Regions from separate parts of the Mus musculus genome. Here region 1 is linked to region 2. Evidence: chromatin loops called from intact Hi-C (ENCODE). Cell type or tissue: heart. All regions are shown on one strand.

The links. Hi-C counts contacts between places; a loop is a spot of excess contacts. Peaks named below come from ENCODE experiments on the same cell type or tissue, not always from the same donor. Only the 100,000 strongest peaks of a DNase experiment are listed, where the experiment ranks them.
Region 1: it touches region 2 in a loop (2.1-fold over the local background); 2 of 42 quality-filtered maps call a loop at or near these places.

Annotation. Positions count from the first base shown.
Region 1 is chr5:99,476,587-99,484,586 of GRCm38, reverse strand. The region is part of intron 2 of A930011G23Rik (RIKEN cDNA A930011G23 gene); the gene reads left to right. Gm42125 (a long non-coding RNA gene) reads left to right here. Exons shown (of 2, transcript XR_880471.1): 1 at 1-2,724; 2 at 2,762-4,240. Among named protein-coding and RNA genes, the nearest start is that of Gm42125, 7.5 kb to the left of the region's middle. In heart, a CTCF peak has its summit at 4,787; a DNase peak (open chromatin) is centred at 4,926; H3K4me3 peaks cover 980 bases; H3K27ac peaks cover 2,737 bases.
Region 2 is chr5:99,345,220-99,353,219 of GRCm38, reverse strand. All of the region lies in intron 3 of A930011G23Rik (RIKEN cDNA A930011G23 gene), which reads left to right. Among named protein-coding and RNA genes, the nearest start is that of Gm35314, 18 kb to the left of the region's middle. In heart, no CTCF peak of the experiment used is centred here; a DNase peak (open chromatin) is centred at 4,799.

The DNA of each region.
Region 1 (8,000 bases), 130 kb before region 2:
CGCGACTGCACCCATCATAATGTGCACTCGATGGCTTGGCAGACAGAATTAATGAACTACAGAGAGGTCTCGACAAGTACAACTTTGTAGTATGCTATGCCAGTTAGAAGGAAAGTAACAAGGGATTGAGCTGAGTGACTTAGGAGCAGGAACAGAAGCTTCTGCATGCTTGATATGCCCTGGAGGTGGGGTCATAACATGTGGCTCTGATTGGCGTAGCAGGTGAGAAAAGGAGAAAAATTACAGATATAATTTCTGAGGTTTGAAATCCTTAAGACTTAAATTTTTTTTTCTAGTATTGAACCCAAATAACCTCCGACCTGTTGTAAGATTTAAACTTCTAGGGGAAACTACTTGATGTGTTCACCTTTAAGGGTGAAGAGCCAACAGCTCATTCCCACCCGACACCCAAAAGCATGTAGCAGAGTCTTAGCCATTAGTGCTGCTGGCCATATCCTTGAACCTGGGAAGTGACAAGGGACCTTGACACTGTGAGCGACTCTACACAGACAGAGATACTTTGTACATTTCTAGAGCAACCCTAGGTAAAGATGCAGGGTAACTACCTTGATTCAGAGAAGGAGGCAGAGAAGGGATGGGGGTAACTGTCTACCTTAATTCACCTGGGCTCACAGGTAAACCTTTCAGGGTGACTTTCCCAATTGTGTCCCCATACCCTCCCAAAGGGCAGACCACATTCACCTGTCTGTGTTCCTTGCCTCCATGAGGCCTCTCACCTGCAGGAACTGCTCCACCTGCTTTCTCTTCTAATCTCCTCACCTTTTAGAGCTCCTGCTGCCTCATGCTGTTTGACGACCCCCCCCCACCTTTAAAGTATTATATCATCCACCCTCCATTCTGCCCATTTCTTTCTTGACAGACACTCAGAGTATAACCCAGACTAGCCTTAAAATCCTGATCCTTCTGCCTCAACCTTCCAGACTTCTAGGACCATAAGCACAGGCTGTCATCCCCAACTTTCATATTCTTTTCATTTTCTCATATGTTTGAGTTGAGTACCCTATAGTCTCTCCAGCCGAGTTAGTCTATGTCAAACCTCTTGAGGCTGGTTAGCCTCCACAACACCTATTACAAGGGAAATGCTTGTGAATTGTTGATTTTCTGTGAAAGCTGTGCCATTGGCTTCCTTTACCATCTTCTGTACGTGGGTGGCTTTATCCGTCCTTATTCAGAGACTGGATTGTCACCAAGCCTATGTGAATTGCTGATTTTCTGTGAAAGCTGTGCCATTGGCTTCCTTTACCATCTTCTGTACATGGGTGGCTTTATCCGTCCTTATTCAGAGACTGGATTGTCACCAAGCCTATGACCACGCAGTGCAGGTTCTGAATATGGCAACATTACTTCTGGTTCAAAGAATGCTAAGCTCATAGAGAGTACCCCTGCCCTGCAGCAGTAACTGGGTGTGTGTGCGCAGGGCTTGGCCTTTTAGCTGAATGGGCACATTTGCTAAAAGTTACCCAGCAGCAGAGGTCCGTCCACCTTCAGCTTCTTGGAAGAGTGATGCCAGAGGGCAGCTTGGGCGAGAGATTTCCGGTGTGGCCTTTGGGTAAGGTGTTCTCTGTGTCCAGAGCTTTCCTATCAGCGGCAGAGGGCAGCAGGTGGTGGGTCAGCAACTACTACTTGCTGTCCCCAAATGTCATGGCAACCTCAGTCATGACTTTTCAACATTAAATGTTGATGTCGATAATGTAAATGTCAACACACACACACACACACACACACACACACACACGCACACACACACACACGGATAGGCCAAGTTGGGTGTTCTGTCTTTCACAGTTATCTACAGGCTTTCTTATCACAGTCTACACGCTTAGTTCAGGGATGAGGCAATGCAACAGTCCCCCCACCCTGTGCTGGCACCACTGCGGCACAGCCTCTGAAGCAAAGACAGTTCAGGCTCGGAGCCCAGTGCTGCCTAAGTCTGTTACACTGCCTGCCACATTCATCCAAGCCCTGGGCTTGGTAGAGGCTCTGCAAAGACTATTTGTTATGTGTAATAAAGCTAGAGGTTGGAGGGAAGGCCTTGTGCATGCTCACCATGCTCTTTCCCGCTGAGCTACACACCCAGCCCCTTTGCGACGTTTCAGCTGGCAAGGAACCACTGTTAGCAGATGTGAACATCTAAAGAACATAGCCAATGGCTCCCCAGCCGAGAGAGAACCAGGATGCTGGAGAGGAACCCTCATGGTTAATTGTGTAGAGCTCTCACTAATGGCGCGGATCCCTCAGCCATCGAAACTCCTTAAGCTGAAGGAATGGAGAGATGCAAAGGGAAGCAGACCACAGGCTTTTCTTATGGATGCTGGTTGTGAGTGAAGAGAGGGGCATTCCTGAGGGAGGAGGCATCCCTGCCAAGGGAAAACAGATATGGGTGACTCACTCTGCTATTGGTTGTACTGGCTTCAGTTGTCTTGGCTGGGTTGACACCAGCTGCACGAGATTGACATTAGTACCATAGTCAAGCCAGGGACCAGGAGACTTTGGGTACGGTGAGGATTGTCTTCTATTCAGAGCGCTAGCTACCAGAGCAAACCAACCCTCTTTTGCATCCAACCAGGCTCATCTGACTGGGAGAGTTCATCTGAGAGGTGCTGTATCTTGGCCTGGATCATGGAGACCATCAGAGGCTAGACAGGACTAGGTCATGAGGCTCTCAGGTGATAGAGAGACAGGACTAGGTCATGAGGCTCTCAGGTGATAGAGAGACAGGACTAGGTCATGAGGCTCTCAGGTGATGCTTTCTCCACAGACTGTGCAGGCTAGAGACACCCAAGCAGAGCTTCTGGATGGGATGAGAGTAGGGTCAAGTCCACCCTTGGGATGCTTGATTCTTCAAAGGTCCACCAGGCGTTCAGTACCTGAGTGATCTGACACAGCCGCGTGTCATTACCTACTAAGGATAACTCTAGCTGAAGTCAGAGAAATAGTTCAACGATTCGGTCATCCTGCCAGCGCTGGTCTTTATCGACATTCGAGAAAGAACAACATGATGCGTACATGAGATTTAACTGGGGATCTCGTCCCATGCAAGCAACACTGTGCCCTTCCAACAAGAAACAGTGCATAATTAAAGCTATAATCATCTTGAAAATAATTTGAGAAGGTGATAAACAACATGAGTTCGCAGAACACTTTACTCATACAAAGAGTGAACAATCCTACCCCATTTGAGCTTCACAGCTAGGGCTGCATATTACCCCAGGCAGGACCGATGACCGGATTTGTTGACAAAAGTCAGGTTACTGTAGTAGCCTCACACCTTTCCAAGATCACAGCATAGTAACTCCCGTCAGAACTGGAACTAGAAGCCTAGCCCTTGATCTTAACAGGGCTCCACATCATTTTGATGAAGTCCTGAAAATCTGAACGTCCATCAACATCTTTCCTCTCTAACTTATTTATTTAGAGTCAGTTCCGCCTGTACTGGGTTGTTTCGATAACAAGATCTACCCTGAGATGTTAGGCGGCTCTTTCTCCTCCTGTCTAGGGAGGACATTCACGTGTTTTGCTGCATGAATCTTCCTGTGTTCAATGCCAAGATGGTCCTCAGACCATGCCTTGGTTATGTGAGCCACACTGTCTTGTGAATTGCAAGGCACCTCAGCACAAAAGCATTTTAGGTAATGACTGTAACTGTAAAGCAGGCTGCTCGTGCCATCCAACAGAAGGAAGATGCTTATGCCAATCAGATACTCTTGTTAGCACCACCATAGGTGCCATGGTATGTAATTCTGGACCAATTAGAGCATCATGAAATGCACTGAATACTGACCCAGCAGTTGTGAGAGTTAAATGAGATAATTCAGATAAAACGTTTGGCAGTGTTTGGTTCACAGAACACAGCCCCTAGCTAGAGGACGAGCCATCTTCTTTTTAAATAAACATCACATCCCCATATTGCAGATTCGAAAATGGCAGCAGACAGAAAGGTTAAGTAATTTACCCAAGGTCACACAGCTAGTGTGTGTTACCACCAGGCCTGGACACCTGACTGTCTCTCACCCACTCCCATGAGCATATGCCTAGCCAGCAGGGTAGCCAGTGGGGTGGAGAGAGTTCTTGGATCTTCCGGGGGACTCTAGAAATCTTTCCAGATCACCATTATGAGAATTAATTACTGATTCACTGGGCTGTAGCAGGTGGAAGTACTATTTAATAGCCTGCTGGTTAAGCCAGGTTTTGGAGAGAGAGAGAGAGAGAGAGGGTGAGAGAGAGAGAGAGAGAGAGAGAGAGAGAGAGAGAGAGAGAATAAAAAGAAGCATGTTACATTACTAGTCAATAGCATGTAAAATAAAAAAGCTGGAGTGATTTTAGGTAGCGTCTGAGAAACACTTTTCAAGGAGTTTTGCAAGGACAACCACACCCCACATGGATTGGATTAAGTCTTTCTGTGAATCATAGCAAAGAAAGGAAAAAAAATTCCCAGGGTCCTTCCAGGCTTCTCTCTGTCAGGTCAATGGAATCTGTGGTATCAGATAATTTTTATGACAAATTACAAATTCCCATCACTCACACCCAAGCCTGTTTGCCTGAGTGTTTGCCAGAGTCTTTTCCTTCTAGGTCTCTTCTCTTCGAGCACAGGCTGCCTTGGAAATGAATGGCAGGCCCTTTGAGGGTGGGCTGAGACAGAAGAAGGCCGTCCTGGGAGCTGAGAGGAAACCAGAGTTAGAGAGGGCTGCTGCCATCGGCTGATTGGGGTGGAGTGGGGGAGGGCTTCCTTGTCCAGCTCCCCCTACCGCACAGATGGCAGAGGCAGAGGAGCCCCAGCATCGGGTGTTTGCGGTCTGTCAGGACAGGCTGGCAAGAAAGCGAGCCCCCCTTGGAAGCTAAGCCTGAGATTAAGAAGGCCTGGCTGATTGTGTTGGCAGCTGCCGCAGCTCGCCCCTGTGCAGAGCCGGACGAGCAGGGCGGCACACGTCTGGCTTGATTTGCTCTTTGGGGCGCGGCACTTGAAAGGTGGCCCCTCCCCCCAGACTCCTTGACATTTGTCCAGAGATTAATTGGGCCTAATCCCCTTCTTGGAAGAATAGGCTGGAGAGTTTGTATTCCGGGAGGGTGAAGGGAGGCAGGCCGGGACTGCAAGCAGTAATGAAGGAGCTGGGGCTTGCTGGACGCAGGGGAAGAAAAGAGCAAATATCTCTGCTGTTCCTGGATGAGGCTGACAGGTGGGCAGGGAGACTGGGCGCCTCTGTGCCGCCAGCCCTTGCCAGAAGGTCTGTGCTCAGCAGCAGTAAGGACTCTTGACAGCACCAGCTGTCACTCAGGGAGGAAGCAGTCCCAGGACACCTTGGCCTGTCTTTCTTTCTTTTGTACCAGGCACAGAGGGTGAGAGTCTCAAGACAGGCCATCCTGACAGGGGAAGACACACTTTGCCGGGACGCTTACACTTAAAATTTGTATTGAACCAGGCATTAAAATAAACACCACTTCTTATTTTAGATTCTTTTTTTCCTTGAGGGAAGACAGGAGCAATGGACAGCTTCCTCATGCTTCAGAATAGCTTGTTGTGTGCCAGGGTAACCAGCCCAAACATTTACACAGTTAACGGCTCATTCCTAAGAAGCAACATAGGACAGGGCTTGCTTTGTTTCCATTTTACTATTGTCGGGACTTCAGTTCGGTCATCTGTACATGGTGGCAGCAAGAAGCAAGCTCAGGCATCTGGCTTGGGGCCTATCTATTTACTCCACAAGGCTGCACAGCCAGCAGGGATAAGCGTTTGGCCTAGATTATCTCCAGGTTAGAACAAGACTGAAAGTCCTTCAGAAGATACCACATCCAGGGAACTGAGGCTAACAAGCCACAGGAATAGCAAAGGCCCCTAATAAACTCAGAAGTCTACATGCCTATCGTATTACAGGTGGGAATCACCTCCAGCTAGTGACCGTACCCACTGTGCGCTGTTTCTGTGTAGAATATAGCAGACACCGGCGTAATGGAAAGGAAAGATGGGTGCCTAACCAAAGGTGCATATAAGGAGTCGGTAGGGATTAGGTTGATGGCCATCACGAGAAGTATTAATAATGAGTCAGGGCAGGGTGAGAGGACATCTAGAAAGGTTTGAGAGCATCCCTGAGAGCATCATTTGTCAGAGGCAAGATGACAAGAGCACAATGTCTGCTCAGAAGAAAAGTGAACGTACAAGTGAGAACCATTATGGGAATTCGGGGCGGTCTTTGTTGGCTTTGAGCATAGTTCTCATTCCTTCACATTGGAGCATCTCTCTTAATTCTTACTTAATCCTTCCCTGTCAGACAAGTCACTAGCCCAAGATGGACATGTGACAAAGCTGTTTCTCTGCAACACGTGTGATGTCCAGAGGGTCACTTTCCAGGTAGCCTGTTGGTTGTCACCATCTCTCCAGCAGAAGGTGGCAAGGGTGGTGAGGGGAATGGAGGTCCTGTCTCTCAGCTCTGCTCTCAGGCCCTTCTCTACTTTGCTGCCAGGACAGTTCATTTTGTCATACCCAGGATCAGTCTCTTTGCCAAAGGGGAAAACATTCCGAGTGTGTGTGTGTGTGTGTATGTGTGTGTGTGTGCGCGCACATGCGCACAGGCGTGTGAGTAAGTGTGTATAAATGTCCTTGTTTCTTAATTGCCTCTTCTGGGTCATTACCCCATCTAGCCACACATACCTCTGGCCTGCTACTTCTACCCCGCATGGCACATAGACCCTCACTGTGCATATAGATCCCAGACCGATGCTGAGCCCCTCAGAGGATAACATAGATGGTCAGCGCTAAGCTCCTTGACTTGAGTAAACTCTTATTTCTATAGATAGTTTAGAAGTCCAGTATCGAAAGCTTCATTCCTCTGTAGACAGAGTCTTCAGTTTCAGGGAAAATGACGAGAGATCTTCAAGCTTTACTGCTTCCTGCATGACGATACACATGCTACGCTAAGAAACACCATCTACAGCCATCTGATGTTATTTTGACATGTCTTAATTTGATAGCTGACAGGAAATAACACCCACGTGACCATTCTTCGTAATGCCGTGGTGTGTCTAGGGCACATGTACCCTGCTGAATGCGTGCTAAGATTTGGAATAAGTTAAAAACGTGGTTCATGCAACTTGGTAAGTCAGCCTGAGCTGAGGCAGGGAATGAAGTATATGACCACTGTATAGTTTTGGTCTTACATTCTTAACGTATCCTTCCACTCAGCCCAACCCACTTTCCATAGAGCAGCCCAAAAGGAGAGCTTCTGAAAATCTGCTGTGTCAGTCAAAAACAACTTCGGAAACATGAGTCAGATTGTGTTGCCCTCCTACTTAAGACCTTTCCCATTGGCTTAAAATCAGTTGTGCATATCTGATCAGGGATCCCCAACTTCAGCAGGTTGTGGTTCCTGTCTGCTTCCAGCCTTGCTCCCACACAGCATTTGCTCAGTGCTCGGGACTTGGAGCCTTGGAGCATGCTCATCTATCTGTCTAGAATGTTCTTCTGCCTGCTTCATGGTCAGCTCCTCATGCCTCAAGTCTTGAATGCTTAAATGTCACCTTTAATGTCAGAGAGACCTTTTCCTGCACTTACTATCTGAAGTGACTCCTCCCTGGTATTTTTTATCTCCACATCCTGTTCAATCTATTTATGGGGCTTATCCTGGTCAGAGAGTTTCCCCTGACTTTAGGGAGTTGCCTCCTGTTCTCACAGAATGTAGGCACTGTGAGGACAGGACCCTTGGGTTCCCGTTCACGGCCGTGTCTTCAGCAGGGACTGGTGTGCTATGCCTGTGCTCCTCATATACAGGCTGAGGAAATGAAAGTAGGAAGAGTGGTGAGCAACACAGGTTTTTGTCTTCCTTGCAGAATATTCTTTGGGAGGCTATGGGCTCTCTGCCTTCTTCCCTTGAGACTGGATACCTCATGGAACCTGAAGCTTGCAATTTTTTTTTTTTTCAAGAAGGCTTGTATTCAGCAAGCCCCAAATCCTCCTTCTCTAGAATTTTTTTTTTTTTTTTCGAGACAGG
Region 2 (8,000 bases):
TGTTTTTCCCCCAGTGGACACACTTTGTAATTACTTTTTGTTTGTTCGTTCGTTTGTTCAGTGTGTGGAGATGCTTGTGTAAGGATGTGTGCATGTGGATGGCAGTGCCCATGAGGTGAGGTGTTGTTTCCTCTCAGAACTGAAGGCACAGGGGCTTGTTAATTACCCTACATGGTTTCTGGGAACCAAACTCAGGTCTTCCATAAGAGCAGTATATACTCTTAACCACTGAGCTATTTCTTCAGCCCAATAGAGACACAGTTTATAATGACAAACAGAATGGACTTGAAGATGTCTGCTTGTTTGGTTGTTTGAAAGTAGAGCAATGTTAGGGCTGAGGATGCAGCTCAGTGCTTGCCCAGGATGCACAAAACCTTAGCTTTGATCTCCAGCTCGGAAAGAGAAAGAGCGACAGTATTTCGGCCAAATGGCTCTGTAATTCAGTTCCACCTTGATTTATAACGTTCAGTGCTGGCTCGAAGTCACAGTAAGGTGGTGGTTACAATGTTTCCCCTGGCTCCTATTCTAAAAACAAGGGCGGCCTTCAGGGGTAGAGCCTCGCCTGAACCACATAAATAAAGGCTTCCAACTGCAAGTCTGAGCCTGTTGATTGCAGATCTCGGAAGGTGCAGTCTAACTGCAAATTGCTCTAAAGCCTTCAAACTTGGGATCTTATTAAAAGCATACTCTGTTGACTGGAAGCAGACTCCGGTTCCCCAGGTTTCATTAACCCATCATTTTGCTATGAGTTGCATTTCGTGAAGGGCTTTCGTGTACACACCGAACACAGCCAGCTCTGCCTCCTTTTCTATAGAGATGCCAAGGAATGAGGGGGATCTCATTCAACCTCGTTTTTCCTCTCTACTTAGCAGCCTTTGCTTCACTTCTTTCCCTCGGGTGTGCGCCCCCCCCCCCCAGGGATAAACATGATCTGAAGAAGAGAAGAAAAGCCTCAGGTTAAGGTCAAGTCGTCGAGTCTGGCAGGGGCATCAAGTCAGGTCTACCCTATGGATGATAAGGGAAAACAACTTCAAAGACTGAAGATTTCATTCAGCGGGCTTCAAACTGAAAAGAAATGCCCTCCCAGGCAGAGAAAGGAGCCTGTGTAGTTTGAATCTAGTCTTGCTTAACCTGGAGGGAATGAAAATGTGGGGTGGGGGTGTGTGCTTAGCCAGTTAGTTGTAGGGCTCAAAACAAGTACAGATCTAAGGGGCGTATGGTGTGTGCACAGGGAATCAGATAGAAATTCTCTGGCTTGATCTTTAAGCTTATCTAGTATTTAGTATTTATGTTGAATATATTATGCACTAACATGGTTTGCCATTAAATCTCACCAAATGGCTGCAGTCCTTAGTGAGAACTCAAAACATCATCCCAAAACAGACAAAAATTCTAAGTATAAACACAGAGATGTGCTAAACTCAGATGCAAACAAATTCCCCATACAAATAAGCAATGGTTACTGGGAGAAAATAGCTTTGAGGTGTTCATTTCAAGTTTAATGTGTGCTCAGTATGGTTGAGACAACTAATATAGGAAAAAATATGTCTGGAAAAATCCTCTTGGATATAAGTATTCCATGCTGGTTCAATGGCATTGTGAAGGGAGTGTGCCCAAAGTGGCAAAGAAGACCTGAGGTTCACTGGAAGTCATGTGAGAAAGAACACGTAAGAATGGTTTTCAAATCTTTGAAAGAGACTCACGGAATTTGGAGGCCTTCACATGCAACAAAGTTAGATTTACAGGAAGCAGAAGGTGGGGGAGCTTCATAAAGACCGAGCTATGGATCCCCAACTGGCTGAGTCCCGTATGAGATGCTGTATTCTCTTGTATCAAGAGACTAAGCACAGGTTAAAGAATATGCTGAATGATGGGAGAGTTTCCCTCAAGACTAATGATACAAACCGCAGTATTCAAACCTGCAATGGCCTTTCCTATTTTATACCATCTCTTGCAAGAACTTTGTGATGACAATGCCTTCAATATTTCAAGACAGATATTGAGAAAATTGGGATATTAACATGACTTGATATAATTTGTTTCTGTCTGGGTTTGGAACTCATGACACAGCCTAACTTGGCCTGCAGCTTGCAATCCTACCTCAGCCTGACAAATGCTAAGACATCGGGTGGGAGCCACCTGGGCCAACTCCACACCATGGTTCACTTACACCGTGGAGATGCCGCGATATCTTCCCTATTTTCAGGAAGCACAAGTGGAGCATCTGCCACATGCTGGGCAGTCACTGTCACAATACTGAGGCCACAAACATGAAAGATACAGTTCCCAGGGACTCAGTTACATATGCAGGTTATATATGCATTCCTAAGGCTATAATGAACTTGAATCTTCATTTAATATTCCCCATTTTCTAAAGCTTTGATATCATTAGATGAAAGCCTAGTACATGTTGGTGAACCGTCTCTAATGTACTAGTAACTTTCACAGGATACCCTTTTATCTGTCAGCTAAGAACAAAATGGCTCATTGCATTCTTTTTAAGGGTAGTAGAAACAAACAAGTGTGTGTGTGAGTGAGTGAGTGTGTGTGTGTGTTAGAAGTATCTCCTGTATGCTTCATACACCTAGAAGGTTTAGTCTGTACTTATACCTGAGATCTCTCTTGGTCACATTAGTTGATGAAATTTAAGTTCTGAAGAAATCTCAGATAATTACAGGCCCTTTGATCTAGAGCGTTTCATGGTGCTTGCATTAAACACAATGATTTGGAAAAAAACCCCAGCAAGTGAGAGGTTACTTTGAAAGTGCTTCAGTGGTACCCCGCTGGCTCTTTGGGATGAAGCAACTGAACGGTTAGGCTCCAGCGCTGATGACTCCCTGCCCTGCCATCTAGGAATGCAGATGCTTTCTTGTAATTTTTCTTTAACAAGTTACATCATGTAGTTTGTAAAGTATGTTAAAGGGCAACCACTAATGTTGCATGCAGTTTGCTAAAAGTGAGTGCCACAAGGCCATGTGTGTGTGCGTGAAGGGCCCTGGGGTGGAGCAGGGGGTGGAGTAGCACTTTAGGAGGTGAAATGGGATTCTTTCTTAAAAGAAAGAAACATCGGTTAATCTCCACACCCTGCTCCATGGAACACAGCCAGGCTTCTTAGCAAGCCAGCCACATCTGCCCTGTTGCTTTTGCTTGGAGTGGACTGTCTAATCAACCTGTATTCTGAGAGCTCCACTCACATTCTTTTTAAAAAACAAAACAAAAACCCTATTTTATTAGATATTTTCTTCATTTACATTTCAAATGCTATCGTGAAAGTCCCCTATACCCTCCCCACAACCTGCTCCCCAACCCACCCACTCCCACTTCCTGGCCCTGGCATTTCCCTATACTGGGGCATATGATCTTCATGAGACCAAGGGTCTCTCCTCCCATTGATGGCTGACTAGGCCATCCTCTGCTACATATGCAACTAGAGACACAGTTCTGGGACGGGGGTGGGGGGGTGGGGGTGGGGTACTGGTTAGTTCATATTGTTGTTCCTCCTATAGGGTTGCAGACCCCTTAAAGAAGAGTCACATGCATTTTCTGAATATTCACTACCGTGACAGGTAGGCTAGCCCAGTAGCAGGTGAAACTGTATTATATCAAATATATATTAATTATATAGTAACTAACTTCCATTTGAGGAGTTTTGATTTTTATTAAACTTATTTATGTGTTTATTTATTTGTGTGTGTATGTGTGTGTGTGTGTGTGTGTGTGTACATGCCAACATGAAGGTCAGAGGATAATTTCTGGGAGTTGTTCTCTCCCAAGGATCAAATTCAAGTCATCAGGCTTGGTGGCAAGTGCCTTTACCTATTGAGTCATCCTCAAAGAGATGCCTTCACAAACTTCCCCAGTCCAGAGCCATTGCTTGATCATAAAGCACACTGTTAACCAAGTCTCCTTGTCACACATGTCTGAGAGTCAACCAAGAGAACTATAAACCAAACACAGTCAGAGCCCCCAAACACATTTCATACATGTACCAGATTATGATTGTTAAGGTCATGAATAGACTGAGAAACTGTGATGCTATTTCATGTCAGCATGAAGAGCATCTCAGATATCTACAAGATCAGTACAGGTGCCCAGAAAAAGGTTCTTAACCATTTCTATGGCTTGACATCACTGCCCTTTTATATTTTTTTAAGTTGTATTCCTAACAATAAGCCCTCAGTTATATAAACACTTTTCCTTTTATTAATACTTTTAAGATATCATTCATATAGCATCATCAAAATAAAACATGCTTATATGAGGGAATAAAACCATTCCATTGCCATCAAAATAAATGTGTTCTCCCAAATGGTGAGTCCTAGGGGAGGAATGTGTACTTGTTGGAGCAGCTCAGATTGTTCTTGTATCTGTTTGGCGTGTTTCCCTGTAAGCATCTACAAATGAAAGGTACATTCTCATTAAAGTAATGATACGGTTAAGGGCTTCCAATCATCACAGGATAGCCTAGAGCTAGCACAGGATAACCTAAGGTGAGTTTTACCAAGTGTTCAGAATATCAGTATGGAGTAGACAAGCTCTCTCAGCGCCAATAACCTTCAACAACAGGCAGCTGCTTAGCTTATCTAATGATTAATCTAAGTAGGATATTGATAATGGACAACGTTTAAATGCACCATCCAATAGATGTCAGACATTAACTATGGTGTTACCTTTGAACTCAGACCAAACATGGCCACAGGCCAGCGAGAGACAAGTGGGTGCAGCATCAGATCTGCTCCCATCAGACCAGTTCACAATGTTTCCTTGTGGTTCCGGCCAAGGAGAGCCTAGTGCCAGAGGAACCTTGGCTGTGGTCCCACCTTGCTAAGCGTGTCAACTACACTGTTTGGCTCATCTCCTAGGTCCCTGTGCCTTGCTGCCTCCCTCACTGTTCACCCAGATGACTTCCTCTCCCAGGGTCTGTAGCACCGTTTTCTATTTCCTGAGATGACCTGAACACTCTTATCATGGATAAAAAGCACCAAGCACCTCAAAACCAAAACGAGACGATGGCATATCACCCCTCAAATCTGTCTTTGAATTTTTTGATAGCTATATCTGGCCCAGATTAGAATGGGGTTTCTGCCAACATGTGACATACTAGTTTGCTCTAGCTAATTTTTTCTGTTGGCAGTGAGCTATTCTGGAGACCCACCTCGGACTTACGAGATCCTTTCTCCCAGACAAAATCTGTCATTACCAAAGTGTTTGCCTCATTGTATGAGACCAAGAAATGCTTGTCATGATACAAAGGTAAAGTGGGTTTTCCAAGGACAGCAACAATCAGACACGGAGGGCAGGCTGTAGAATCACCTTCCACACTTCAGTTTGAGGCAAAATTGAGAAAATGTGCTTTTCAACATCTGTTATATGGTAAGCCAAGAATGCATCACATCCCATGGAATAAACCGGTCTTTATTATTCTTCTGATGTGTGAATTGGATATATGCAATTGGTAGAGAGCAACAGGCTCTTCATCTCAGTAATTACATTATTTTAGCACATTTAGCAACAAAACCAGTTAATTCTAGCTTTATTTCATCAACCATCTCAAAAATACCTTCTTCCGAGGACCTGTGCTAAAGCTGTGTGATTATGTAGCCACAGTCACTGTTGCTAAAACTGCAATGTTAACAAACAAAAGGACATTCTCTTACAAGAGTTTCCACTTCACCTTAGGAGGGGTCTAGGAAAATCTCCCAGAAAGAGCATCAAGTCACAAGAGAGTTAATATCACCTCATTCAACAGACCTCCTACACAAAACTATATTCAGATATAGTTACCTCATGATTACCTATGAAAATCAGAGTGTCCAAGGAAGAGCTGTGTTTACTACAGTTCAATATTGGAAAGTATGTTTTATTTGAAGCAATAACTGGGGACTAAGTTCTGAAGGTCGCATGGTTTAACACAGTGGTCCATGTATTCCAATGTGTTGGCATTATCTGAAGAGCTGACTGTAGGGCCAGCACCCAGGACTACTGGTGGTGGTGGTATATACCTTTAATCCCATCAGTTGGGAGGCAGAGACTAGCCTCAGCTTGATCTACAGAACTAGTTTCAGGACAGCTAAGGCTACACAAAAAAGCCTGTCTGGGCATGGAAGAAGATAGATATGTAGATAGATAGATAGATAGATAGATAGATAGATAGATAGATAGATAGATGATAGATAGATGGATAGATAGATAAGGAAAGGGGAAATTATGACTTGTGTGTTTGTGTGTGTGTGTGTGTGTATGTATGTATGTATGTATGTGTGTGTCTGTCTGTCTGTCCGTGTGCCTGTCTGTGTGTGGGTGGTAAAACCCCATAACCTACTTTCACAGCATGTGGCCAGATTGTTTTGATGCCAACTGCATAAAACTTAATTTTAAAAAACTAAGGAAAGAACATGAGCATAACAAACAGAACTCAAACCTCGGTTTAACCCATTTGTTGGTTTCATTTGGCAAGTTACTGCGTGTGCCCTCTGAGTCTGTCTCCTCCTGTCTGAAATGAGGACAGAATTACTCTTTCCTCTCACACACTGCTTCGTAAGATTAAATCCATGAAGAAAGGCTACAGATACAGAATATACAGTATATATTCAAAATGAGAGTTTTGCATTAAAGGACCTTGGTGGATTTCATCAAGAATATAAACAGGAGACCTGGAGACAGCTCTCAGTCCACAACTAATTCATGAACGTATAATTCATTACTCAGACTGGGCAACTTTAAAAAGAGATATTGTTGATAATTATGTTCAAATGTCCTATTACATGTAAGGTTATAAACTCACCTTAGTTATGGGGAGATAAAAACAATAATAAAGTCCACATGCTTGTGCTACATAAGTACTCTGCCGGAGTCTAAGACTGAGGAAAGATTTGCAGCTGCCTTTGTAAGAACTGTAAGTCACTGTTAGTGAGCCTGTTGCATCTAGTCACTAACCAGTGCCTAGTGCCACCTGTGAGACACCCTAGGTCCTTCAAAAATAATTCTATTCCTGCTTTCATCCAAATATTCCCAGATTTTTTAAAAATGAAAAATTATTTTAAAAGAAATAATTGCCATTTTCTATTTTGTGTGAAAGTTAAAAAAAAAAAAAAAGCACCAGAATAATGGGGATCATAGCACAGTCCTGTCCAAATTCCTCATTTTTTTTTCTTCTCTCCATGAATCCCCGAGAACAGGTCGACTGCGACCGTCATTCACCCAAGGATGCTCCTGACACTGACCGCTGGTTGCTGTGTGCTTTTCCTAGCTCTTCATCCTTGCTGTCACAAATACTTAAGTAGCCATAACAGAGACCGAAACAAGAGATTTGTAGCTTTTTATTTTATCGAAACTCAAACAGTTGAACGGACAGAAAAAAGGAAATATCAAGAAACAACAACTTAGAATATTTTTATTGTGGAGGTTTGTTTTAACAAAGACAAAACAAAAACAAAAACAAAAAACAAAAACAAAAACAAAACTATGTGCCGTAGGGTAGGCTTTTCTAAATGTGCAGTGTTGCTGTTCTCAAAATGCAGTCCTTACATCCCTTGGGTTGCTAAGGTCAAAACTCTTCACCTAGAAACACGAAGGCCTCCTTCCCTTTTTTTGTCCTGTTGGCTTTTGTGCAGATAGTGCAAAGGGGGTGGTGGGAAATCTCGGCAGAAATCAAGGCACCAACTGGAACTTCAAGTAATCATTATGCTTTTTTGCCACCGGGCAGTTTTGTTTACTGTAACAGGCCAGTTTTACTTCAGACTGTCCTTGAGGAAGCAGAGTATGTGACCGGTTTCGCTCAGTCCTGACTCTCAAGTTTCTGTCACCTCTCACACTGAGAGACAGCGTGTGAAGCATCTCTGATGCGCATGTGCTGGGGCTGTCTCCAGAGAGCACAGCCTGTTGTTTAATTGCAAGTAGAACTGTTACAGACCCACGTTCTTCATGAAGAAATAACCGACAGGCACACTGTATTGCTTTCTTTTTTTATTAATTTTTTATTGGATATTTTCTTTATTTAC